Linked DNA regions of Homo sapiens: region 1 is linked to region 2. Evidence: chromatin loops called from intact Hi-C (ENCODE). Cell type or tissue: PC-3. All regions are shown on one strand. Links, peaks and the distances in the headings refer to the core of each region. The heading gives the core; the rest is flanking DNA.

Region 1 (12,129 bases), core at 3,839-11,838, 230 kb after region 2:
TGTGAGAAAAGCCCTGATCTAAAGTCAGGATATCTAGGACTTCTGGTCATAGTTCTACCTCTAAAAATGTGTCCTGGGCTAAATTGTTAACCTCTCTGCCCCTCAGGTCCTTAGGGAAAGAAAATGACGACTCATCACCTCTTAGATGGTGCATACAGAAGTGAAGGAGTTAAAATGTTAGCAGTGAAACTGTCAAACAGTACACAGGGGGAAAAAAAAGAAACTTCCATCCAAAGACTCTAAAAGATGCTAGATTCTGTAATGTTATTTTCTCTGATTTTCTTACTGTGCATGTAAAGCATGTTTATTTACAGCTAAGTCTCCCTGCTAAAGCATGGGTTTGAAAATGAGAAATTCTAGGCTGGGCATGGTGGCTTACACCTGTAATCCCAGCACTTTGGGAGGCTGAGGCAGATGGATCATCTGAGATCAGGAGTTCAAGACCAGCCTGGCCCACATGGTGAAACCCCGTCTCTACTAAAAAAATACAAAATTAGCCGGCGTGGTGGTGGGCGCCTGTAATCCCAGCTACTCAGGAGGCTGAGGCAGGAGAATCACTTGAACCCAGGAGGTGGAGGTTGCAGTGAGCCGAGATCGCACCACTGCATTCCAGCCTGGTCAACAAGACTGACACTCCATCTCCAAAAAAAAAGAAAATGAGAAAATCTAGCTATTTTTTCCTGTAACTATAATCTTGGTGTGCTATGAAATTTGGAGCAAGTCATTAAACCATTTTCTGTCAACATTTACTTATATACAGAATGGGATTAATAATATTCTAACAATAGTAATTGACCATTAGCTAAGTCCTTTAAAGAAATGAAGTCTCCAGCATTTGTTGCATCAAGGCCCTGCAGAGCTGTATGAGCTTCAGCCCCGCTGTGTTCTACTAGACTCCAGGGCTTGCCTGTGTTATCTCCAACAGATAAGATCATGCCAGAACACATGAAGTCAGCACTCACCCCATTTAACCTTAAGTCAACACTACAGGGTTTGCTTCCTTTTACCAAGTACCAGCAAACATAGAAAAACAATCAGTTTCCTGGTTCCAGTCTGATCTGCTGCAAAGAACAAAGAAGGGACCACCTTACTTTATCCACTGGATAAAGGGAACAGGGAGCCAAAAAATGATGTAGGAGATGGTGCCAGGCCGGGGTTGAGGAAGCAGGACAGAACCCAGGAATTTGCTTTCTCCTTGGACCTACTGCTTTCTACAGAGGGTCAAAGAGTTCGGCCAGAAACCTCCTCCAAGACCAAGGTTATGTGTGTGCCTCCTTAATTAGAAAAACAGGCCAGACACAGCAGCTCACACCTATAAGTCCAGTACTTTGGGAGGTCAAGGTAGGAGGATCACTTGAGGCCAGAAATTCAAGACCTGCTTGGGCAACATAGTGAGACCTTATAATTACAAAAAAAAAAAAAAAGCCAGTCTGTTAGTTCATTTTCATGCTGCTGATAAAGACATACTTGAGACTGAGCAATTTACAAAAGAAAGAGGTTTAATTGGACTTACAGTTCCACGTGGCTGGGGAAGCCTCACAATCATGGCGGAAGGCAAGGAGAAGCAAGTCACATCTTACATGGATGGCAGCAAGCAAAGAGAGAACTTGTGAAGGAAAACTCCCCCTTATAACAACCATCAGATTTCATGAGACTTACTGTCATGAGAACACCATGGGAAAGACCTGCCCCTATGACTCAATTACCTCCCAATGGGTCACTCCCACAACACATAGGAATTCAAGATGAGATTTGGGTGGAGACACAGCCAAACCATATCACCAGGTGTGGTGGCATGTGCCTGTAGTCCCAGCTACTCAGGAGGCTAAGGTCGGAGGATTGCTTGAGCCCAAGAGTTTGAGGCTGCAGGGAGCCATGATCGTGTCACTGCACTCCAGCCTGGGTAACAGAGTGAGATCTCGTCTTAAAAAAGAAAGAAAAAAAAAAGACAACCCCAACAGCTCTGAAGGACACAAACTTCACACACACACACGCACACGCACACACACACACAAACACTTCATGAATTTCAACCCTTAGATCTGGAGGGTTAACTTCATGGCAAACATAGGGGTTACGAAAATAACGCACCATAATATTTCCCCCCTAGTTTTTCATTAACAACATGAGCCCTCCTAGGTCTGGGTACTTTGGTGTCTATCCTTAATAATTAATATCTGGGCATTAATAGTTTCAGCTCTTTCTACCTAGCATCTGTAAGCGTTAACCAGAACCTACTAACAAATGTGAACATACAACATTTGAACATAAAGTAACATCTCTGGCCTTCGAAGGTGACAAAGCTCAGAGTAGCATTTCTCATCCTAAGCTTCCAGCTGTTGGCCTGAGCATATTCACAAAGGTGAAGCCTTGTACTGCACCATCCACATTCTCTCCCATGTCTCTGCAGGTCAGGAGCATGCTTAAGCAAGTTGGCTGATGGTCTGAAGAGTTACATAGAGTCAAGGATAAACATATTTTGGTCTTTTTAAAACCCAGCATAAAAATAGCAGTAAAAATATTTCACAATAAAAATAATCATTTCTGAAGCCCTTTATTAGTTTGCCCCCTTTCTTAACTGGAAGACTTTTAAGTGACTTACAGCATTTAGGTCCAATGTCGTGTTTGTTATGTTTATATAGTAACCAAAAACTCTGGATAAATATTTATATAGTTACAAAACTTTTAACAGGCCCCAAACTTGGAATAATCCAAAAGAAACACAACGCTCCATTTTGGGCAGTTGTAAATCCCCTGTTGTCAACATAACTCAGACATTGGAAAGGAGGGAATAAGCCTGAATGGCTCCCATATGTTTGCCATGAGCAGGCTTCAAGGGATGGGGGTGGAGGAGAGAATGGAGGAAGGGGCTGCCATGGCTGGCCTGCATCGAGTGTCCTGACAGTCTGGTAATCTGCAGAGCATTGTTTTGCGCTTGTCAGCTGTTGCCCAGGGATGCCTGTGTGATAAATGAATAATGGGCTCCACAGGGCTCTCCTTACACTAAAAAATTCAGCGCATATGGTTCTGGCCAGTTTTCTATCCCATCCTATCTTTTGGTCACTCTAGAAGTACATTTGTTCCCTTGGCCATAAAAAAGAATATTACAGCTTTTAGGAGAGAATTGAGGCCAACAACTCAGAGCATCAGTCTTTAGGGACATGACATAAAGAAATCATATTTGAAACCTGGATGCAAGATCATCTAGAAAAGTACCCAGGATCAATGGGGTGGGAGAGTGGAAATAAAGGAAAATAATTTGACAAAAGTTGCTCCCTTGAATACATAAAGACCCAAACTTACTTATTTTATTTTATTTAATTTATTTTTTGAGACAGAGTCTCACTGCTGCCCAGGTTGGAGTGCAGTGGCATGATAATGATAGCCTCAAATTCCTGGGCTCAAGAGATCTTCCTGCCTCAGCTTCTAGAATAGCTGGAACTACAAGAGCATGCCACCAGGCTTAGCTAATTATAAAAAAAAAAATTTGTTTTAGAGGCAGGGTCCCAATAGGTGCTTGGGCTGCTCTTGAACTCCTGAGCTCAAGTGATCCTCCCATCTTGGCCTCCCAAAGCACCGGGATTACAACCCTGAACCACTGCACCTGTCTGGCTCAAACTTGCTCATTTTTAACTGGTAATCATTTCAGAAATTTTATGAGACAGAGAGAGAAAGAAAAGGATGCTCCTAGGCCTGTACATACAACAAGTTGGCCATGGAGTCATAGTAATTTGGGGCCAGTCCTCTATAAAATAGTAATAATAACTGTATCTACCTCCTGAGGTTGTTGTGAGACCTATCTACAGCAATACAGAAGTTGCTTCGAACAATGTCAGGCACAGAGTAAGTGGTAATCAATGCTAGCTAGTATTATTCTTCCTCAACTCTTCAGACACTGATTCACTACCCTCACCGCAGGGAAAGAGTTAAAACTAGACATATTTAGCTGTAATGACTAGAAAAATTGAGCAGAAAATCTTTCCAAAAAGTTTTGACTTGGAGAAAGGAGGTTTATGGTTCTGTTCCCTGAAAGCTATGGCCTAGCGGGGGACAGTCTCTGCCCAGCAGGAGAGAAACCCTACCGTCACTGAGGCTAAGTTAGCAGAAGACTGTTCTCTTAAGAATGGAGGCTGGGAGGGCCTTTTGGTCTTTGGATAGTTCAAAGCATTTCTCAAAGCTTTACTAGTGGGGCAAGAAATACTCAGTAAAACCTGAAATAGCCCCTGCCAGGGCTGATGGCCAACAGCTGTGGGAATGGCAGCTGCTGTGACCCACGTCACTGCACCCGACCCAGGCATGGGGATCCCTGACAAGTGGTCATGAGAGTCTCACATTTTTAATCTGTCTGGAAGCCAATGGGAGGTGTAAGGAAGCCAGATTCTGATCCCTAACAGTGGCATCCAATCAATTTGTGTAAATTTCTCATCGTGATCCCTTCCTCCTTACCATGGAGTTGGAGAGAAAGGGAGAATTCCCACACTTTGGCAATATGAAAGGACTATTCTGTAATCCTATTTTCAGGACAGTTTTCCTTCCTTTTAAAAATCCAGGTTGGCTGGGCTTGGTGGCTCATGCCTGTGTAATCTCAGCACTTTGGGAGGCCGAGGTGGGCGGATCACGAGGTCAGGAGATCAAGACCATCCTGGCTAACACTGTGAAACCCCGTCTCTACTAAAAAATACAAAAAATTAGCCGGGCGTGGTGGCGGGTGCCTGTAGTCCCAGCTGCTCGGGAGGCTGAGGCAGGAGAATGGCATGAACTCGGGAGGCGGAACTTGCAGTGAGCCGAGATCGTGCCATTGCACTCCAGACTGGGTGACAGAGTGAGACTCCGTCTCAAAAAAAAAAAATCTGCCTGTAATCCCATCACTCTGGGAGGCCGAGGTGGGTGGATCATGAGGTCAGGAGTTCAAGACCAGCCTGGCCAAGATGGTGAAACCCCATCCTACTAAAAATACAAAAAAATTAGCCAGGTGTGGTGGTGGGCGCCTGTAATCCCAGCTGAGGCACAGAATTGCTTGAACCCAGGAGGCAGAGCTGGCAGTGAGCCAAGATCACACCACTGCACTCCAGCCTGGGTGAAAAAGCGAGACTCCATCTCAAAAAAAAACAAAAAAAATTTTCAGATAAATTTCTCATCAGAATAGAATTCTATACCTGGGGCCCTTTGAATACTGTTTTGAATGTTGAACTTCATTTGAGGTGAAATAATGATGCTAACTCACATTTATTAAGCATTTACAATATGTCTTGCACCCCTGCAGGCACTTTATATCTATTTAATTTAATCATATAATGCTTATCTCTAATACCAAGGTTACATACTAGTGAGTGCCAAAGGTGGAATCCAACTCACCTTTTTCTTTTCTTTTCTCTTTTTTTTCCTTTTTTTTTTTTTTTTTCGATGGTGTCTCACTCTGCCACCCAGGCTGGAGTGCAGTGGCATGAGTTTGGTTCACTGCAATGTTTGCCTCTTGGGTTCAAGCGACTCTCTTGCCTCAGCCTCCCAAGTAGCTGGGATTATAGGTGTGTGCCACCAGGCCCAGCTAATTTTTGTATTTTTAGTAGAGACGAGGTATCACCATGTTGGCCAGGCTGGTCTTGAACTACTGACCTCAAGGGATCCGCCTGCCTCAGCCTCTCAAAATTCTGGGATTACAGGTGTGAGCCACTGTGTCTGGCCTAACACCTTTTTCTTTATAGAAAGCTGCCTGGTTTTTGAAGGAAGTCTTGAAACAATTTTTTTCTTCTTAAAAGTACTTTATAAAGTCTTTTGATTATAAAAATAATGTATGCTTATAATAGAAATTTTGGAAAATGCAAAATGTGTAAAGAAGTAGTAATTCTACTACTCCACATGTAACTGCTGTTAATATTTTAAATTCTCCTAAGGTATTTTTCTGCACATTTATTGATAATATTTCTTTTTTCTCCAAATTGTGATCTTAAAACTTTTAGACTTTCCAAAGATTTTGTAAACTTCTTTGAAATACCAGGAAGCCCATCTAACCCAGTGCAGCAAGTATGGACTTTTGAAGTTCAAACATAGTTTGGAAAATTGACCACACGGTTTCCAAGAGGAAACTAAAATTGGCAAAATGCCCTTTTCCACCCTGATAGGGGCTTTAAATGCCTAACCATTTGTTTTGCTGGCAGCAGGACCATTTTTTAGTGGCAACCAATGACTATTAGTGCCAATAAAAGTTCTTAAACCCCTCACAGCATTAATCATGCTCCAGATGTTACAAAAGTTGAGTGACCGAAAATGTACATACATTGAAGTCTTCAGCTGCTGCCTCAAGGTCATGGGGATTTCAGCTTCATTCTCTTAATTCAGAGTTAAGCCAGACCCCATCAGTGAGATTTCAGCCTCATTATAAACCACAGAGGCTTCATTTTGCATATATTTCAGCATTTTATATTTTCCTTTGGCCACTCTCATAGTGTATGTGTTCCTTTAAAACATCTCCTCTTTGATGAATAGTCCTTCCTGGGGCCCTTTTGTAGGCATGAGAGATTATACTCTGTTTTGATTCTATCTTTGCCCCTGAGATACCAACCAGTAGCATTCTTCCCACTTTGTCTGATCAAATGGAATTATTTTTAGAAGAAGCTGCTGTGTTTGAAAGACAGCTTATAATCTTAAAAAAGCCCTTTACATTGCAGACATATGGGCTTCTTGACAGTGTGTGTCTAGAATTGCAATGTTTTCTCTGCCCAGAGGACTACCTTTGAATTCACCCTTTCTGCTTGTGTGTGTCTGTAAAGATAAATGAATTGCTTTGGCACTGAATATAGTAACTGTAGCGTGCATCATTTCTGACAACTACTTCCTGAACTTCTTCCCTGAGTTTTGTACCAACTGTTCTCATTGGTTCTCCGCAGAGCTCGTGGCACAGAGGAAAATGGACATAAGGTAGCGGTAACAGGCTGGCGACTGTGGCTTTTACACATTGCTTCACACAACCCTGTCCAGGAGTTTTACACACTCACTAAACAAACAGAAGACACCATCCAATTCACTGGAGCCCCGTTGGATAAATACGGAAAGAATGTGGGAGCTATGTCATGAACCACAATGGTTTTGTGTTCTGTGTAATTTGAAGACGAGATTCCTTTGCTGTGTGTCACCTCCCATATTACCACTGTCGCCCAACATTTCATAACCATCAACTCTTTGCCAGTGCCCACATGCAAAGATGGGTTTGTATTAAAAAATAAATGAGAACAGCACATTCTGATGTGGTGTAGTATATCAGCATTTTCCATGAAACCTCGTCTCCGGCCTTCCCCTTTTAGGAAACAAAGGACCCGTGACAGAGCCTACTTATCCCGTTACAGCTCCTGGTGAGAAGGGCGAAGCCATGTCAGAAATAATAGAAAAGGCTTTTTCCTTTGAAATATCTAAACGTTCAAAGATGGGAACAGCCGCAGGGGGGAGAATACTGTGCTATGCAAGTTGATCTGATTTTGTGGACCATCCATTTCCAATTGGGAAGCTCACTTACTTTCAACTTGAAGCATCAGAAAACCAGACTTACAGCAGCTTCAGCCTATAGGGGTTTATTTTTCTCATGTAACAAGAAGAACAGAAGTGGACAGAGGCCGAGTTCTCAAGGACTCAGTTTCTTTCTGTCCCACCAACCTTACCATGTTGGATTGTCATCTTTGTGCTTGTTGCCTCATGATGGCAAGATGGCTGCAGCACCTCTGGGACTCACGACTGATTTTTAAGGTAGGAAGAAGGGGACAGGACTGTACTAGCCAGATGGCTTCCTTTCATCTGGAAAGCAAAAGGTTTCCCTGAATCCTCAGCAGATTTCTGCTGTCTTCCCATTGGCCAGAACTGTGTCACATGGTCACTTTTAATAGGTTTAAAAATGAGTTTTTCTTGGGAATATTGCTGGCTTGAACTAAATTGTGGTTCTGTTAGTGCAAAAAAGAGGAGTGGGTGGAGTTTGGTCACATACCTCACACAGCCGCTCTTCTTAAGATGCTACTTAGAGGATGGTAGGGACTGAGAGGAGGAGGCAGAAGGAGCATAGCGACCTCTTTGGAGATGTAAGTGACTGTCTACATCATGTGTTTGTAGAGCCATGGGAATCAAAAATAACTCTTGCGATAGATTAGCAGCCCCAAACTTTTTGTTCACATGCGAAAATCTCTGTAATGAATTGTTAGTTCCGTGTTACAATTATTATGAAAATCTGCTGTGTTTAAATTATTGGGAAAGTAAAAGTATGATTTTTAAAAGGTAAATCTGACCATTTTGCCCACCCCTGGCTTAAAATCCTTCAGGAGATTTCCATAGCTCTTGAGATAAAATGCACCATCCTTGGCATGGGCTCTAGAGACCTACAGGACACTATTTTAGCAGCCTCCTGTGTGTCTGTCTGCTCCAGGGCTCTCTCTCTGTCCCTCCTTTTCCCTAGAACCCTCTTTCCCCATTTGGGGCCTTGCAGCCCCTGCTTATTCTTCAGCTCTAAGATGAAGGGTTCCTTAGAGAAGCATTCCTTTACCCATCAGCCTGGCTTTGGGCACCCCAATAGGAGCGCTGAGTATTCTGATCGTCTCTTTAGCATTAATTTTTAATTTTTATTTATTTTATTTTATTTTTGAGACAGAATTTCACTTTTGTTGCCCAGGCTGGAGTGCAGTGGCACGATCTCAGCTCACTGCAACCTCCGCCTCCCGGGTTCAAGCAATTCTCTGCCTCAGCCTCCCGAGTAGCTGGGATTACAGGTGCCCGCCACCATGCCAGGCTAATTTTTTTGTATTTTTAGTAGAGATGGAGTTTCACCATGTTGGCCAGGCTGGTCTTGAACTCCTGACGTCAGGTGATCCACCTGCTTTGGCCTCGCAAAGTGCTGGGATTACAGGCATGAGCCACCATGCCCAGTGGTATTTATTTTTATAATTAATTATAAAAAATAATTAATTCTCAGTAAATTGTTTCAATTCTGCTTTCCCTGCTAGAATGTTAACTTTATGAAGGCCCCGTTGTTCTTTTTTCCTACTTGATTTGTAGCACCTAGTTGGGTGCCTGCTATGTAGTAAGCACTTAAAAAAATGTGTATTGAATGAATGAAATGAAATTTTAAAAGTATGAAGCTGCTTTGTTGATACCACATATTGGTGCCCATCAAAATACTGTCCTCGAACTGGTGTTGGCCTGCAAACTCTTCACTATTCATCTACAACAAGATAAGTCAGAAATTGAGAGGATTTAGAAACTCTTATAACAATTATCAAATTGTATGCAATGATTAGGAGATTTTTTCTTTTTTGAGACAGGGTCCTGCTCTGTCACCCAGGCTGGGGTGCAGTGGCACGATCAAAGCTCACTGCAATCTTGAACTCCTGGGCTCAAGTGATCCTCTTGCCTCATCCTTCTGAATAGCAGCTGGGACTATAGGTGTGAGCCACCACATCCAGCTAATTCTTTTTTTTTTTTTTTAAGAGATGGGGGTCTCATGTTGCCCAGGCTGGTCTTGAACTCCTGGGCTCAAAGGATTCTCCCACCTCAGCCTCCCAAAATGCTGGATTTACAAGTGTAAGCCATTGTGCCTAGCCAGATTTTTTTTTTTTTTTTAAGATGGAGTTTTGCCCTTGTCGCCCAGGCTGGAGTGCAATAGCACAATCTCAGCTCACTGCAGCCACCGCCTCCCGGGTTCAAGCAATTCTCCTGCTTCAGCCTCCCGAGTAGCTGGGATTACAGACACCCGCCACCATGCCCAGCTAATTTTTTGTATTTTTAATAGAGACGGGGTTTCACCATGTTGGCCAGGCTGGTCTTGGACTCCTGACCTCAGGTGATTTACCCACCTCAGCCTCTCAAAGTGCTGGGATTACAGGCATGAACCACCACGCCCAGCCCCCAGAAATTTTTAAAAATAAAATCAAATTGGCCAAGCGTGGTGGCTCGCCCCTGTAATCCCAGCACTTTGGGAGGCCAAGGCGGGTGGATCACGAGGTCAGGAGATCGAGACCATCCTGGCTAACAAGGTGAAACCCCGTCTCTACTAAAAATACAAAAAATTAGCCAGGCGTGGTGGCAGGCGCCTGTAGTCCCAGCTACTCGGGAGGCTGAGGCAGGAGAATGGTATGAACCCGGGAGGCGGAGCCTGCAGTGAGCTGAGATCACGCCACTGCACTCCAGCCTGGGTGACAGAGCGAGACTCCGTCTCAAAAAAGAAAAAAAATCAAATTAGTCCTTCGCACAGTTTGAGAAACACTGCTATGGGTTAGATACTGCAAACTATCATTACACTAATAAAATGCAAACACTTCTGAAGCTTCAGGAGCTCAGAAGCCACTGTCAGCCGCATGGGAAGCCGGCAGGTCAACAACAACCTCCTGCAAGAGGGAAACCATATAGCCCCCACATCCCCTTCCCACTTCCTGAGTGGAATCTTAACTCCTTAACTTCCCAGCAAGTTATTTAACCCAGCTGCCTCAGTTTCCTCATGTGTAAATGGGGATTATAAAAGAACCTTCTTCACAGTGTTATTTTGAAAGATTACGTGGGGGCAACTATATGCAAAGCGTTTAGTGCAGAATCTGTCTCCAGTATACACTAGCTAAGCATCTGCTATTATTATTACTTGCAAACCATTTTGCAAAAAATAAAAGAAGATTTTTTTAAAAAAAAACAGTTTTGATTAAAATAACACCTCAAATACAACAGCACACTGAACAGAGATGGTATCAAGCCTACACTGAGAGCAAAGTGCCTGCTGGGAGGATATGCAGTTGTGTGTGCCTGAGGCCTGGCTCTGACCTCATATCAAGGAAAATATTTGCATGGCAGAGCTGTTATATTCATGCGTGATTCTTTTTTCTTTTCTTTTCTTTTTTTTTTTTTTTTTTTTTTTTTTGAGACGGAGTCTTGCTCTGTCGCCCAGGCTGGAGTGCAGTGGCGCGATCTCTGCTCACTGAAAGCTCCGCCTCCTGGGTTCATGCCATTCTCCTGCCTCAGCCTCCCAAGTAGCTGGGACTACAGGCGCCCGCCACCATACCTGGCTAATTTTTTTGTGGTTTTTCAGTAGAGACGGGGTTTTACCATGTTAGCCAGGATGGTCTCGATCTCCTGACCTCATGATCCACCTGCCTTGGTCTCCCAAAGTGAGGCCTTGGCCTCTTTTTTTTTTTTTTTTTTTTTTGTGAGATGGAGTTTCGCTGTTGTTGCCCAGGCTGCAGTGCAATGGTGTGACCTTGGCTGACTGCAACCTCTGCCTCCCGGGTTCAAGTGAGTCTCCTGTCTTAGCCTCTGGAGTAGCTGGGATTACAGGCACACACCACCATGCCCGGCTTATTTTTTGTATTTTCAGTAGAGACAGGGTTTCGCCTTGTTGGCCAGACTGGTTTCAAACTCCTGACCTCAGGTGATCCACTCTCCTCGGCCTCCCAAAGTGCCGGGATTACAGGCATAAGCCACGAGCCCAGCCTCATGCATAATTCTTACAGGGGAAAACTTGCAAACTGAACAGAGAGAGAGAGGGATGACTCTTTTTTTGTTTTTTCATTACTATTATATTTTTTTCTAACTCAGGAAATGGCTGAAATTCTATCATTAAGACTGCAGGCTGGGTGCAGTGGTTCACGCCATCCCAGCACTTTTGGGAGGCCGAGGCGGGCGGATCACCTGAGGTCAGGAGTTGGAAACCAGCCTGGCCAACATGGTAGTCTCTACTAAAAATACAAAATTAGCTGGGCATGGTGGCGCATGCCTGTAATCCCAGCTACTCGGGAGGCTGAGGCAGGAGAATCGCTTGAACCCGGGAGGCAGAGGTTGCAGTGAGCCAGGATCACTCCACTACACTCCAGCCTGGGCAACAAGAGCAAAACTCCGTCTCAAAAAAAAAAAAAAAAAAAAACAGAAAACAAAAAACAAAAAAAAAAAAACCCAGCTTCTTCTTAGTTGAAGTCTTTAATGTAAAATGCAAGTACAACTTAAATAGGTTACGTTTTTAGTCCTTCTCAGTCATTTACACTTTAATGTGAAGAAAACCTCTGAAGGCATCTTAGATGGTAGAGGCCTTGCTCCTGTCTTACTGTAACCTGGCACTTGCTCCCCAACTCCACCCCCACTCCGCAAAATCCCGCCCATCATAGAGTTTAGCTTAGCTCG
Region 2 (15,563 bases), core at 4,366-12,365:
CCCCCATCTCAAGAGCCCTGAAGGGGTCCCTGGGCACAGTCTGGCCACCCAGGAGGACCCCATGGGGACATCTCTGAGCCCCTGGACGGGGGGGACACTGTTCAGGGAACAGAGGAGCCGCAGTGAGTGCCCAGGATTAAGCCAAGGCCGACGCAGTGCTCCTGTTCCCCCAAAAGCCTCGGGACTCCCACATGAGCCCATGCGTTACCGGAAAGGGGTCCGGATCCACACCCTAAGAGAGGATTCTAGGATCTCGCGCAAGAAAGAATTCAGGGTGAGTCCGCAGAGTAAAGTGAAAGCAAGTTTATTAAGGAAGTGAAGGGGCCGGGCGCGGTGGCTCACGCCTGGAATCCCAGCACCTTGGGAGGCTGAAGCGGGTGGATCACCTGAGGTCAGGAGTTCGAGACCAGCTTGCCCAACATGGTGAAACCCCATCTCTACCAAAAATACAAAAAATTAGCCAGGCATGGTGATGGGCACCTGTAATCCCAGCTACTCAGGAGGCTGAGGCAGGAGAATCGCTTAAACCCAGGAGGAGGAGGTTGCAGTGAGCCGAGATCGCACCACTGCACTCCAGCCTGGGCAACAAGAGCGAAACTCTATCAAAAAAAAAAAAAAAAAAGAAAGAAAGAAAAAAGAAAGGAAGGAAGAAAAGAATGGCTACCCCACAGACAGGGCAGCCCTGAGGGCTGCTGGTTGCCCACTTTTATGGTTATTTCTTGATGATATGCTAAACCAGGGGTGGATTATTCGTGCCTCCCCTTTTTAGACCATATAGGGTAACTTCCTGACATTGCTATGGCATTTGTAAACTGTCACGGTGCTGGTGGGAGTGTAGCAGTGAGGATGACCAGCGGTCACTCTCATGGCCATCTTGGTTTTGGTGGGTTTTGGCCAGTTTCTTTACTGCAACCTGTTTTATCAGCAAGGTCTTTATGACCTGTATCTTGTGCCGACCTCCTATCTCATCCTGTGACTTCCTTAACCATCTAGGAATGCAGCCCAGTAGGTCTCAGCCTCATTTTCCCCAGCCCCTATACAAGATGGAGTTGCTCTGGTTCACACGCCTCTGACACATGCAGTGAGGACCCCTCCCCGCCCAGGAACCCAGTGGATGATTCCTCTCAGGAGGTGCGGCTGGGAATTAATTTAATTTAATCTAGAGAAATGATGTTTGTTTCATGTTCAAATGTTCTGGAGAGGTTACACCAGTGACAGAGGCCCTCTGAACTTACACACACAAAAGGCAACTCATTAGCAGGAAGATGAGAAAGCAGAAAGCGTCTCAAGACAGGAAGCTCGGCTTGGTGTCACCCAAATGTGTCTCCCCTTGACAAATCATCTCCCATGATCTGCCGGTCCCCGGGGAGGACAGGCAAGAGGCGGTGATGGGCTGTCAATGTGCATCTCGGCGTGTGGCAGTTGACAGGGCACCTTCATAGGTTTCTTCTCTGCAACTTCACTGCCACCCCCTCAGAAACTGAGACCCATCGGCGGCCGGCCTGAGGCACCCACAGCTGCAGAGAGCCGGGCACATCCAGGGCCTTGGGTGTGTCTCTCCTCCACTGTGGTGGAGGCTCCCCTCCACTGTGCCAAGCCCAGGGGGGCTGGCAGTCCCCGTGGGTGTGGCCCAGAAAGACTGGCAGTGTCTGTCCCAGACCTCAGGGCCACAGTCACCAGATAAGCACCCACTGCACTCAAGGCCTCTCTGATCAAGTCCCACGACCAGGCTCTCCAAGTCCTGACACCGCGGAGACCCCCAAAAGAGGAGGATGGAGCAGAGGGCAAGGCTCTCAGCTCCGCGGACTCACACCCAGCTGCAGAGGCAGGGGGAGCCGCCCTTTCTGTGGCCGGGGAAATTGAGGTCACTTCCTGTCTCGCTTCCCTCTCTCTGTGCTGGCTGCATCCTTCAGAAGGGGGGTGGGTGGCTGCAGGGCAGCGCCAGGCAAGGCTGCGGAGAAGCCGGTGCTCCCTGTGTCTAGGATGAAGAACAGAGCAGGGGGCTCCTCGGCGGTGTCGCTTCACCTCTCTTCCTGCTCCTTGATTCTCTCCACCCCCACCACCAGCCCAGGTGGAGGCTCTCGGTGATGAAGGTGCTGGCAGTGAGGGGCCTGCAGAGTCCGCATCTCTCTGCAGCTCAAGGGGCTCTCGGAGGCCACTGGGAGCTGGAGAGGGAGGAGGTCAGAGGCCTACAATTGGTTTTCCTGCTTGGAGAAAGAACAGATAGGAGCTTTCTAGGGCTGCGGCTCCATAAATAGCTCTAACTGTCCCTTCTCTCTCTTTTATGTTCTTTCAAACATGAAGAAAGAAACAAGCTCTAGCAAGGAACTCAAGTTAGACCGGCAAGTATTTGCCAAAGGTTAAGGGGCCAGAAAGCCAGAAGGTGGACACAACCTTAGGGACCCTGGGCCATGAGCCGTGAGACCTCTAGGATCAGCAGGGCCCAACAGGGCCATGCAGGAAGCCCTAGCTTCAAAGCCACAGGCACTGGGGAGTGGGTGGGGGCTCCCCAAAAACCACACGCTGCTCCCCAAACTCCTTTTAGAAGTGCCCCGGAAGACCTGGACCTGGCTGTGCACAAAAGCACCATGCTCTCCTCTGACCAGATCCCTTGGATGAGGTCCTTAAAGACCCCCTGGAGCTCAGTTTCCTCATCAGTAACTGGAGAGGTTTGCACCAGGTGGTCCTTGAGGGGCTCCCCCCAGCTCTGAGCCCACGATGGTGCATTTCATACCCTGGACTGTGTCTGAAAACTTGAGAAGGAGTAGGGAATAGGATAGATGCGAACTGAGCTTCTTGATGGGGTCCCGTACCTACCCCATATTTACTGCACTAGAAGCAGGGCCTGGAATCCACACTTCAACAAGCTCACACTAAAATGGGAGACCGTGCCACGCTGGCCTTTCTGGGGCTCCTCAGCCACGTTTTTGCACCTGCTGTTCTCTCTGTCTCCATTATTTCCCCTAGATCTGCACTGCTGTGTCCCTGATTTCACTCAGATCACTGCCCAATGTCCTCTTCAGAGAGGTCTTTCCTAACTGCCTCCTCTAACAGGTAAACAAGTAATTTTTTAATGTAGGTATGTCCCATGCAATGTTTGGAAAATACCGATACTAAAACATTATTTGTAATTGATCTGAAATTGAAATGTAACTGGACATCTGGTATTATTATTTGCTAAATCCAGCAACCCTAAGCAACAAGGACTCTGCAACCCAGCCCCCAGACTATAGGCCATTTGTGAGCTTGAGTCTCCAGGGGCGGCAGACAGGGCTGCAGCTGCTACGCCTGCCCAGCCCTTCCCCTCTGCTCCCCTCCCAGAAAGATGCATAAATGCCCGGGGTGGCCTAGGCAATTAAGGCGAATTGTCTTCTGGGCAGTCCTGCATACCTGCAGAGGACTGTAACTACAGAGGTGTGCACAGGAGTTTCTGGGCCAAGAACAAGACCTCAGGGCTTTCTCCTCCCATTCTCCCCTCCCCACCTCCTACCCCACATGTTTAAGGTGCCTTGAGTCCCCAGATGATCACACACTCTAGCCAGCTATACATATCGGTACACACTACAATCAGGCAACTGCTGCATGTGAGAGCCCCTGCCATAGGTAACAGGCACCATGGTCCAGACATATAAATAGAAGGTGAAGCTCCTGCCAGTAAGCATGGCAACCTGGAATTGGGGTGTGTTATAGGTTAAATGGTGTGTCCCCTCAAACTTCATATGCTGAAGTCCTAACCCCCAGGACCTCAAAATATAACCCTATTGGGAGATAGGGTCTTTACAAAGGTAAATCAAGAGGGCATGAGGTCATTAGAGTGGGCCCTAATCCAATATGACTGGTGTTCTTTACAGAAAGTAACCTGGGGCCAGGCATGGTGGCTCACGCCTGTAATCCCGGCACTTTGGGAGGCCAAGGCAGGTGGATCACCTGAGGTCAGGAGTTCAAGACCAGTCTGACCAATATGGCGAAACCCCGTCTCCACTAAATACAAAAAATTCACCTGGCGTGGTGGTGTGCACCTGTAATCCCAGCTACTCGGGAGGCTGAGGCAGGAGAATCGCTTGAACCCGGGAGGTGGAGGTTGCAGTGAGCTGAGATTGTGCCACTGCACTCCAGCCTGGGCAACAGAGCGAGACTCCATCCCAAATAAAAAAGAGAAAAAAGAAAGAAACTTGGACACAAACGCATGCCATTGGAAGACCGTGGGAAGACACGGGCAGAAGGTGGCCATCTCCATGCCAGACAGGGACCTCAGAAGGAGGCCATCCTGCCAACGCCTTGGTCTTGGACTCCAGCATCCAGAACTTCGAGATGATAAGTGGGGGTTGTTGAAGCTGCCCAGTCTGGGGAACTTTGTGACAGCTGCCCCAGAAATCTGATCCACTGCACCTGGCCTCAGAGTTCAGGCTGGCTCCACTCTCTCTCTCCCGACACCTCCCATCAGGTGGGGACCTGCAGCCCATTCCCAGGTGGGGGTCTGCACAAGGACAAGTTTGGGATGAAGCCTCAGGTCACCTGGCTTCCTGGATCTATAAACTGTCATCTAAGTGACAGGCTTGGCTCAGGAAAGCCGCTCGGTGCCAACCAGCTTGAGAGCCTAGCTCCCGGGGGCAGGCCACCGCACAGAGAACACACACGCTTTCCTAACAGCCTTGCTGGGGAAATTTGGCCACTGGCTGCAAAACCTCACTGGAAGTAAAAAATAGGAGTGTCAGATCCTGTAGCTGAATGAAAGAAATTTGGACCAGCCAGGGTTAAGGAAGACAGACTTTCTGCTCTCCAGAGTCTGCCTGTGCTCTCAGGACAGGCCTCGGTGTGGCAGCACGTGAACCAGTGGCAGGCTGTTTTTCTTTCTTTCCATGTTCCCAGCCCCTGGCACATGGTAGGTGCTCAGAAAGTGCTAAGGACTTCCTAAATGCAAACCTACACAGCCTAGCCCGTGCAGCAGGGAACGGAGATCACCGGGCACTCGGGAGCCATCCACTCGGTGGTGGGCGATTTGAGCCGCTGTCTTCAGGACCGAGACCAGGCATCAGGGACCCCAGATTGTGGAGCAGACAACAACGCCGGCTGACCTCGGACGACGTCTCGTCCCGTATTCTATGTCTCATGTCCTCTGTGAAATGGAAGAGCCTCCATCCCTAAGGGGACAGAGTTTCGGGCTTGGTGAATGGAGCCTGGTGCGAAGCAGGAAGGAAGCCCCTTGGCTCCCACCTGCCAGCTACTCCGGGGCACTCCCCCGACCTTCTGGCCATCTCCATTGCTCAGAGCCCCACTGTGGGAGGTCTGAGCTCTCAGAGGCTGCAGTGAAGAGTGACAAGGATGACGCCCCCACCAACCCCATCAGGGTTCCTGGGGGTGCGGATGACATGTGGGCCACCTGGGCTTGTCTTTAGCGTTTTGGGGAGATGAATAGTTTGAGTGACTGTCTGCTTGCACCTGCCTCAGGACAGAGTAGTGAGAGGTAGGAGGAAGGCGTAGAGGGGAAGGGAGCTTCAGAGGTAACCCCCGACTGAACCGAGAGTGCACAGGTGGTCATCCTGCACCCAGTCCTCCTGTCAACACCAGTAAGTGGGCGGTCCCCTCCCTGGGCAGGGCAAGACCCCTGGGCCTGAGGGAGGTGGGAACGAGTGCAGGTGGCGGGGGTAAACATCTCTGCAGGAGGCAGAGCCTGTGAGCCAGTGCCTCCGGCCAGCCCCTACTGCCGGGTGTAACGGGTGTGAAGGGAGACATGTGGACCGGCACCTTGTTCCGGTCACTTCCACTCTGAGCTTTTCCCGCCCATCACACCAAACTGCTGGTGGTGCCCCCGCCCTGCACTGCCGCCGCCTGAGGCCCTATCCAAGCCATCTCTGATAGAGCTGAGCCTCGAGGGGCAGGACTCCCCTAAAAACATCCCCTGTCTTCAGCAGGGGTCCAGGGACCTAGACAGGTGGGGGACCACCCGTTGTTACGGAGTGACTGGGAGGGCCACCCGAGGAGAGCCAAGCAGGGGACCACCCCTCCCGGCATGGGCAGACCTAGCAGGGCAGCCCCGGGACTTGGGGCGTGAGATCCGACTTCCTGAGGCTCCACTCCTGGCGGGGGGCAGGCCAGGCCACCGTGGCTCTCCAAGGAAGGCGCACTGCCTAGCTGCGTGGAGCGTGGTTGGCCTCCAGCCGTTGGCTTCCTCAGGGTCAGCATCCTCTCTGCCTCTCCAGGAGTCTGAGCTAGGTGAGGATACAAGGGCCTGACTATTCCACCCCTCAAGGGCTCCTCTGATGGGCAGCACTGGCTCTGCATGCCCACTGGGCTGCCAGAGATGAGTGTGGCAGATCCACATCGCAGCTTACCCACCCCTCCTGCACTCTCTTGCAGCCTCTCTTTTCTTCATGGGTGTTGCTCCCTCATAAATAAATAAATATATATATATACACACACACACACACACATAGTTGCTGTTGTTGTTGTTGTTGTTGTTTTTGAGGCAGGGTCTTGCTCTGTCGCCCAGGCTGGAGTTCAGTGGCACAATCACAGCTCACTGCAGCCTCTGCCTCCTGGGCTCAGGTGATCCTCCTCCCGAGTAACTGGTGAGAGGTGACAGCGTGCTGGCAGTCCTCAGAGCCCTCGCTTGCTCGTGGCACCTCCTCTGCCTGGGCTCCCACTTTGGCGGCATTTGAGGAGCCCTTCAGCCCACCTCTGCACTGTGGGAGCCCCTTTCTGGGCTGGCCAAGTCTGGAGCCCACTCCCTCAGTTTGCAGGGAGGTGTGGAGGGAGAGGCGCAAGCGGGAACCGGGGCTGCGTGCGGCGCTTGCGGGCCAGCTGGAGTTCCGGGTGGGCGTGGGCTTGGCGAGCCCCGCACTCGGAGCAGCCGGCCAGCCCTGCCGGCCCCGGGCAATGAAGGACTTAGCACCCGAGCCAGTGGCTGCGGAGGGTGTACTGGGTCCCCCAGCAGTGCCAGCCCACCAGCGCTGCGCTCGATTTCTCGCCAGGCCTTAGCTGCCTTCCCGCGGGGCAGGGCTTGGGACCTGCAGCCCGCCATGCCTGAGCCTCCCACCCCCTCCATGGGCTCCTATGCGGCCCGAGCCTCCCCGAGGAGCACCACCCCCTGCTCCACGGCACCCAGTCCCATCGACCACCCAAGGGCTGAGGAGTGCGAGCGCACGGCGAGGGACTGGCAGGCAGCTCCACCTGCAGCCCCGGTGCGGGATCCACTAGGTGAAGCCAGCTGGGCTCCTGAGTCTGGTGGGGATGTGGAGAGTCTTTATGTCTAGCTCAGGGATTGTAAATACACCAATCATCACCCTGTGTTTAGCTCAGGGGGCACCAATCAACACTCTGTATCTAGCTGCTCTGGTGGGGCCTTGGAGAACCTTTGTGTGGATACTCTGTATCTAACTAAGGGGACGTGGAGAACCTTTGTATCTAGCTCAGGGATTATAAATGCACCAGTCAGCACCCTGTCAAAACAGGCCACTAGGCTCTACCAATCAGCAGGATGTAGGTGGGGCCAGATAAGAGAATAAAAGCAGGCTGCCAGAACCAGCAGTAGCAACCCGCTCGGGTCTCCTTCCACACTGTGGAAGCTTTGTTCTTTGGCTCTTTGCAATAAATCTTGCTACTGCACACTCTTTAGGTCCACGCTGCTTTTATGAGCTGTAACACTCACCGGGAAGATCTGCAGCTTCACTCCTCAGCCCAGCAAGACCACGAGCCCACCGGGAGGAACGAACAACTCCAGAGGCGCTGCCTTAAGAGCTGTAACACTCACCGCGAAGGTCTGCAGCTTCACTCCTGAGCCAGCGAGACCACGAACCCATCAGAAGGAAGAAACTCCGAACGCATCTTAACATCAGAAAGGACAGACTCCAGACGCACCACCTTAAGAGCTGTTAACACTCACCGCGAGAGTCCGCGGCTTCATTCTTGAAGTCAGTGAGACCAAGAACCCACCAATTCCGGACACACTGGGACAACAGGTGTGCACCACCACACCTGGCTAATTTTTGTATTTTTTGTAGAGACAAGGTCTTGCCATGTTGCCCAGGCTGGTCTCAAATTTTCCTGGACTTAAGCGATTTGCTTGCCTTGGCCTCTCCAAGTGCTGGGATTACAAGTGCGAGCCACCATGCCCAGCTAATTTTTGTATTTTTTGTAGAGACAAGGTCTTGCCACATTGCCCAGGCCGGTCTCAAACTCCTGGTCTTAAGCAATCCACTCACCCTGGCCTCCCCAAGTGCCGGGATTACAGGCGTGAGCCACCGTGCCTGGCTCCCAATAAATCTTTTGCTCTCCTAACTCTGACTCAGGGTTGGCCTCCTGGAGAATCCCGCCTGTGGCACTGTCTTCTACACTCCTGTCCATCCGTTTCCACCTCACAGGTGGTATCCATGCCTCTGACCCAACACTGCAGCAGGGCTGAGCCAGAACCCTGTGCCGCGCCCACCTTCCCGAAGCGCTCTGACCTCATGATTCCCCTCCTGCCCAGTGAAGAGACGAGACAGCCTCGTGCCCACTCCACAGCACTGGCCATGCATGCCTCCTGCCTCGTTCCTAATGATTAGTACCTGTGTCTCCTAAAGAGGCTTGTGAGCACCTTAAAGGGCCTTCCCATAATTATTCTAATTCTTCCAGACCAGTCAGCAAGTGGCCAGCCCGGCACTCTCTAGGCCCCTGGTGAGTAGGATGTCCACTTCATGAGGATGCTTCCTCCTCCGGAGGACAGCCCTGGCCAGTGGAATGTTCTGGATTGAAGAAACCTGCCACCCCATTCTTTCCATTGTTCCTCATACGACTGGATTTGGAGTCCCCCACCACTCTCACCACGCAACCTGAACATGTTGTAGTTTGCTGATGAACTTCAAAAGTGGGGTACCCAGGGCTCAACACAGCTCCGTGGAACCAGCCGACCAGCTGAGCGGAGAAAAAAGGCTCTGTGGACACATTTGTTGACATAACCAAAGGTCATATTCGTTACCCTGGACTTCATGCAGACTCTTCAGTCAGAATACCTGCATTCGTGTATTTTCTCAGTCAGCTTCGCCTCGGATGCATTACTTCACTTCTGTGCCTCCGTCTCTCAGCTGTGAAATAGGATCCTACCAGTACCCTCCAATCCCAAACTGAGAGGCCGGGAAAAGGCAAGGACGCCCGTCGGCCGGCAGAGGGCGCTGCGCACCCGCGTTGGACGGGGCGCGCTGCCGAGCATGACCGCCAGGGGTCGCTCGAGCGCCACCGTCCAGGCCCTGGGCCCCGGCAGAACCCGGCTGGCCTTAGGCGCCCAGCGGACCTGCACGCCTGCGGCCTTGGGACGTGCCGCCTTTCCCTGCTCCACACTCTCCCCGCTCCCTTGGGAGGATCCGAGTGGTTGCCTGCAAATCCCCACACCAGCCCGGCTGCGGTGGACGAGGGCAGGTGGGCAGGCTGGGTGAGATTGGTGGGATGGTGTAAGCAGTGATGCCAGCCTTGGAAAGGATGGAAATGACACCGCACAGAGTACAGCAGACCCACCACCTCCAAGGACTCGATGGGGTCGAGGCCAGCTCCTCTCCCCAGCAGTGTCTTCTCATCAGCTGCTCCTGAGGCCTGTCCTGGCCCAGGACCTCATGTGCTCCTCCTGGCCAGGTGCCTGTACCATCCACCCTGCCCGGGGCGCCCTCTGCTCCATTAAATGCCCCGCCCGGGAGCCTGCGAACTCCCAGGACTGCCCCTCCATGGAGGGTCAAGGAAGCAGTCTGGCTTTGGCGGGAACTGCAGAACAAACAGACGGATCCAGAGCCGATGTTAGAATTCTCCTCCCGGCCGGGCGCGGTGGCTCACCCCTGTAATCCCAGCACTGGGGGAGGCCGAGGCGGGAGAATCACCTGGGGTCCGGTGACCAGCCTGGCCAACATGGCGAAACCTCGTCTCTATTAAAAATACAAAAATTAGCTGGGCGTGGTGGTGCGCACCTGTAATCCCAGCTACTCAGAAGGCTGAGGTAGGAGAATCGCTTGAACCCTGGAGGCAGAGGTTGCAGTGAGCCAAGATCGGGCCACTGCACTCACTGTCAGCCTGGGTGAGAAGAGCAAAACTCCATCTCAAAAAATAAAAATAATTCTCCTTCCCCTTGGTGAGGAAATGGAGATGACACCTCTTTCTGGCCGGATGGGAAATGGCAGTAAATGGTCACAGTTCCCCTTCCTCTTGGTGGCCAAGGAAGCATTCTGATTGGGCCTAAAGTCGAGGAAACTCCCATTTCCAAAGTGCCTGCTGGGTCCTTGTCAGCCAAGGGAAGACCATCACATATCCATGAAGGTTCATTTTCAGTGTCGACTTGGCCATGGGATGCCCAGGCATTTGGTCAGACATGATTCTGGCATGGCTGTGAGGGTGTTTCTGGATGCAATTTGCCTTTGAATGGGCAGACGGAGAACAGCAGAACGTCCTCCCTGGTGTGGGTGGGCCTCGTCCAATCAGTTGAAGGCTTGCTAGAGCAAAAAGGCTGACGCTCCCACAGGTAGAAGGACATTACCTGCCTGACTGCTTGCGCTGGGACATCATTTTTTCTTGCCTTCAGACTTGCACTGAGACTTCAGCTCGTCTCACATCTTGAGCCTGCTGGTTTTTGGACTGGAGCTACACCATTGGCTGTCCAGGTCTTCAGCTTGCCAACTCACACTGCAGCCTCCATCATCAAGTGAGTCAATTCCTTATCACAAGTGTGTGTGTGTGTCTGAATATACTTGTATGTATATGTCTGAATGTTTATTTTCCCCCAAAGTTCACATGTTGAAATCCTAACTCCCAAGGTGATGGTGTGCATAAGTGGGGCCTCTAGGAGGTGAGGTTGTGAGGGTAAAGCCCACATGAATGGGATTAGTGCTGTTATGAAAAACATATGCACACCACATCCTCTTCGTTCTGCTTCTCTGGAAAGTCCAGACTAATCCAAACCAAAAGAGCAACATGAGGGGCCGGGCGCCGTGGCTGATGCCTCTAATCCCAGCACTTCAGGAGGCTGAGGCCAGGCGGGTTGCTTGAGTGCAGGAGTTCAAGACCAGCCTGGGCAACATAATGAAACCCTGTCTCCACCAAAATACAAAAAATTAGCCGGGCATGGTGGCACACACCTGTAATCCCAGCTACTCTGGAGGCTGAGGCACAAGAATTGCTTGAACCTGAGAGGCAGAGGTTGCAGTGAGCTGAGATTGCACCACAGCACTCCAGCCTGGGTGACAGAGTGAGACCATGAAAAAAAGAGAAAGAGAGAGAGAGAAGAAAAGCTACTTAAAATTGTCCCTGAGGTTGAAATGACTGTGTCAAATTGTTCATGGCAAAATGTCTTGTATTGTTCTCTATCCCTCCTATGTTCCAACTAAATGGGAATTTTCCATTCCCATTCCCTAATTTCTGTGCTCCGACAGTACTCTCTGCCTGGGGCGCCCTTCACCATTCACCCCCAGGGTTGCACTCAGATGCTACCTCCCGCATGAAGTCTTCCTCTGCACTCCCACACACCCTGCTTGTGTCTATTAGGAATCCTTCTGGCTGCAAGCAACAGAACCTCTGACTAGCAGTGACTTAAACAAAGAGTGGTTTATTTTTCCTTAAATAAGCATGGGGGTAGGTGGTTGCCGACATGAGTGTGGTGGCTCAGAGATGCCAGGTCTGGCTCTCTCAGATTCTTGACCTTCCCCTCATGATTACAAGATGGCTGCAGTTGCCCAGAGCATCATACACTCCCATCAAGTCCAAGGAAGAGAAGTGAGGGAGTGGAGCAGGGGAGAGCTTTCTCATTTGCCTTCCTCTTATCTGGGAGAAAAAAAAACCTTCCCAGGAGCTTCCAACAGATGTGCCCAAAACTAGGCCACAAGGCCCCCCTCACAGACCGAGGATGGATCTGCATTCCTGAGATCAAGGGAGCTCCACTGAGGCCTACACGAAATGGGGTTCTGGCAGCAGGGAAGAAGGGAAGGGGAGGCTTTTGAGGAGGCAGCTTCTCCCACATTGCCAGCTGTCCCTTTCCTATCTCCCGCTGTAGATCACAGGGCTGACCATAAAAGGCACTTAAAACATTCTGACTTCATTTTGATTACAGTCTGTGAGCCTCAAAAGGCCTTGAGCAGGAAGAGGTGTGTTCTGACATGCGGTTCACATGGCTCCCTCCGGCCACAGTGGGCTGTATGCAGGGCGAGAGAGGAGGAAGCGGGAGGCTGCTGCGGAGGTTCAGTGACAGGTGGAGGGAGGTTGACAGGACTTGGCAGCAAGGCTGGAAACAAGTGGAGCTCCGGGAGGACCATGCGGGAGGCAGATCCACGGGGCCCACTCACTTATGGGCAGGGGAGCCCAGGAGAGAGTAAAAACTGCCTGGGGATTAGAACAGAGGAGGAGTGTCAAGAGTTTGGTTTGGGTCATCTCGGATTTGAAATGCTGCAGGGCTGTCCTGGAGTCTTGTCCCCAGTGGGCAGGACAGTGGCTCTGGTGCTCAGGAGAGAGGACAGGGCTGAGACACTCCTTGGAGTCACTGGTGTGTTGATGGAGAAAAGGCAAGAGAAGACACGGGAGAGGACAGGCTTTCCCAGGGAGGCTGAGAGGTGGGTGAGGAACAAAGCCTTCAAAAGCACGGATAGCAGCTGGGCGCAGTGGCTCACGCCTGTAATCCCAGCACTTTGGGAGGCCGAGGCGGGTGGATCATTGAGGTCAGGAGTTCGAGACCAGCCTGGCCAAAATGGTGAAACCCCGTATCTACTAAAAATACAAAAATTATTTGGGCGTGGCGGCGGGCACCTGTAATCCCAGCTACTAAGGTGGCTGAGGCAGGAGAATCAGTTGAACCTGGGAGGTGGAGGCTGCACTGAGCCCAGATCGCCCCACTGCACTCCAGCCTGGGCAACAGAGCGAGACTCCATCAAAAAAAAAAAAAAAAAGCACCAATAGTGGGTGACAGCTCCAACAAGGAGACTGAGAAGGAGGCCCCCCAAAAAGAGAGGAGATGGCAGGGCAGGACAGCTCCCAAGCAAAGGGCTGACACAGCTTGGACTTTATAACTCACAGCGTTCTCATTCCTCTAATTCTGGTCTCCAAGAACCTACAGTAAATCCAAAATTTACTGAACTTCACTGTAAGTTCAGCTCTATGGATAGAACTTAGCTCTAAAAGGAAATATTTCAGCTGCTTCTCCTGAACCACAGTAGTCAGTGTGGTACACGCTTGAGCCTTTTAAACAGTCAGTCTTTGGAGAGAAGAAACTAATCTCAATATCTACCTTCTTTCAGTGTTGTAAGAACCGTCCCCAGTTCCTTAGGTTCCTCAACTGAGACTATTTCACAAATCTTTTATATACACAAGCCAACAGACACAGCTAATCCATTTTTGGATGAAAACATTTTGATTTGTGGTTCATGCAAATATTAATATATTCTGCCAGCCAGGCGTGTTGGCTCACGCCTGTAATCTCAGCACTCTGGGAGTCTAAGGCAAGAGGATCGCTTGAGCCCAGGAGTTTGAGACTAGCTGGTGCAACATAGTGAGAACCCATTTCTACAAAGTAAAGATAAATTAGCCAGGCATGTTGGTGTGCGCCTGGAGTCCCAGCTATTCGAGAGGCTGAGGCAGGAGGATCGCTTGAGCCTGGGAGGTTGAGGCTACAGTGATCTGAGATTACACTACTGCACGCCAGCCGGGGAGACAGAGCGAGACCCTGTCTCAAAAGTATAAATGTATGGCTGGGCATGATGGTTCACACCTGTAATCCCAGCACTTTGGCAGGCTGAAGAGGGCAGATCACTTGAGGTCAAGATTTCAAGACCAGCCTGGCCAACATGGTGACACCCTGTCTCTACAAATACAAAAATTAACTGAGTGTGTTGGTGTGCGCCTATAATCCCAGCTACTCAGGAGGCTGAGGCAGGAGAATCGCTTGAACCTGGGAGGCGGGGGTTGCAGTGAGGCAGGACTGACTACTGCACTCCAGCCTTGGTGACAGAGCGAGATTATGTCTCAAAAAAAAAAAAAAAAAAAGAAGTGGCCAGGTGCGGTGGCTCATGCCTGTAATCCCAGCACTTTGGGAGACTGAAGCAGGCGGATCACCTGAGGTTGGGAGTTTAAGACCAGCCTGGCCAACATAGAGAATCCCCATCTCTACTAAAAATACAAAATTAGCCGGGCGTGATGGCGTATGCCTGTAATCCCAGGTACTCGGGAGGCTGAGGTGGGAGAATCACTTGAACCCGGGAGGCGGCGGTTGTGGTGAGCCGAGATCGCGCCATTGCACTCCAGCCTGGGCAACAAGAGCAAAACTCCTCCATCTCAAAAAACAAAGAAGTATAAACATATTTATTACTGCCTACCAGACCATGGATCCAAGGTTTAGCACAGAGGCGTTGATGCACATCAGTGTGGCTTTCCAGAACTCCGCTTTCCCTAGCCTTGCTTTGGGGTGAAGATGAGGCCCTGGGGTGCCTGCCTCATAGCCACATCCACTGCTCCTTGCTGGGCAGCAAGGAGCTCAGGCAAGCAGGCTGGGTCCTGAGGTACGCGTGGTAATTCGTCTGAACCGATTAAGGGAATCTCTCCTCTTTGCAGATGAAGAGTAGTGGGATGGGGCCAGCTCTGCCTGAGATCTGAAAGTCACCAGGGGCCACAGAAAAGTTTCCTGCCTGAGAAGAACGGAAGGGATGCACAAGGAGGAAACCTCCTCCCGGGAGCTGAGGCAGTGACAGTGGCCCTGAGGAAAGGCAGGAACCTAGCGGTGGCATCCAAAACTGTGGAATTAACCAACCCGGGCCCTCGTACCTCAGGGTTGAGAGTCACGTGTGCTAATAAACCTGTAGGGTAAGACCTAAAATTTAAACCCAACACTATGTGCTGCCTTGATCTCTGCTCCAGTCGGAAGGGCCAGGTGTGACCGAGCTGCAAGTTCCCCTCCTCACTCTTTTCTCTCAGATAAGGCCCCCCAGCCAAACATCCCTCCTTACCCAGGGGACCAGGCAGGGCTCCTGCTCACCCACCAGCTGTGGGTTTCACTTCCTTACCAGCCTGTGGAATTACTTAAACAAGTCAATCATATTCTCCGGTGGGAACCAGGGGTCACCACACCCTCTTGCTACTACCACCAAGCCTGCCTCCCACAGCCCCTGCTGGCTCCCTCTGTTCCTGAGTGCAGTTCCCATGGGGCCCTGTGTGGGGCACTGTCCTCCTCCCCTGAGCTGTGAGTTCAGGTTACTAATAACCTGCTGTCAATCGCACCTGTCCAGTATCAGGTGCTGTGTGTTTGGCCATTGCTACAATCCCAGGGCAGGAATCCTTCTCTCATTAACAGGTGAATAGGAGGAAATTAAAACTGTTATTTACATAAGCTGCTTTAAGTCAGGTGTTATTTATGGCTGGACGCAACGTGTCATCTAAGCCCAGGTGCTCCTGTAATACCAGTTACTCCTACCCTGAATGTCTCCCACTTGTACTCGCTTGACACGGACTCAGGAAAGCATCAAGCCAGTGGGTTTATTTCCTGCACCCATAGCGTGACAGATCACAGAACCTGATCACCGTGTGGCACATCCATGAATCCAGGTAGCACTGGCACGGCTACTCTCAACAACTGT

Evidence for each region. Peaks named below come from ENCODE experiments on the same cell type or tissue, not always from the same donor. Only the 100,000 strongest peaks of a DNase experiment are listed, where the experiment ranks them.
Region 1: it touches region 2 in a loop (3-fold over the local background); 2 of 110 quality-filtered maps call a loop at or near these places.

Annotation. Positions count from the first base shown.
Region 1 is chr1:225,693,373-225,705,501 of GRCh38, forward strand. LOC102723834 (a long non-coding RNA gene) reads left to right here. Exons shown (of 4, transcript XR_426933.4): 2 at 6,885-7,734. Among named protein-coding and RNA genes, the nearest start is that of ENAH, 46 kb to the left of the region's middle. RefSeq lists an enhancer at 6,384-7,583. In PC-3, for the core only: no CTCF peak of the experiment used is centred there; a DNase peak (open chromatin) is centred at 7,059; H3K4me3 peaks cover 1,224 bases; H3K27ac peaks cover 2,408 bases.
Region 2 is chr1:225,465,954-225,481,516 of GRCh38, forward strand. LOC124904526 (a long non-coding RNA gene) reads left to right here and starts at 10,014. Exons shown (of 2, transcript XR_007066903.1): 1 at 10,014-10,657. LINC02765 (long intergenic non-protein coding RNA 2765) reads right to left here and starts at 1,819. Exons shown (of 3, transcript NR_187303.1): 1 at 1,236-1,819. RefSeq lists enhancers at 1-483, 1,172-1,471, 6,496-7,015, 7,016-7,535, 9,432-9,521 and 2 more and a silencer at 9,042-9,281. In PC-3, for the core only: CTCF peaks have their summits at 9,145 (motif pointing right) and 9,369; a DNase peak (open chromatin) is centred at 9,128.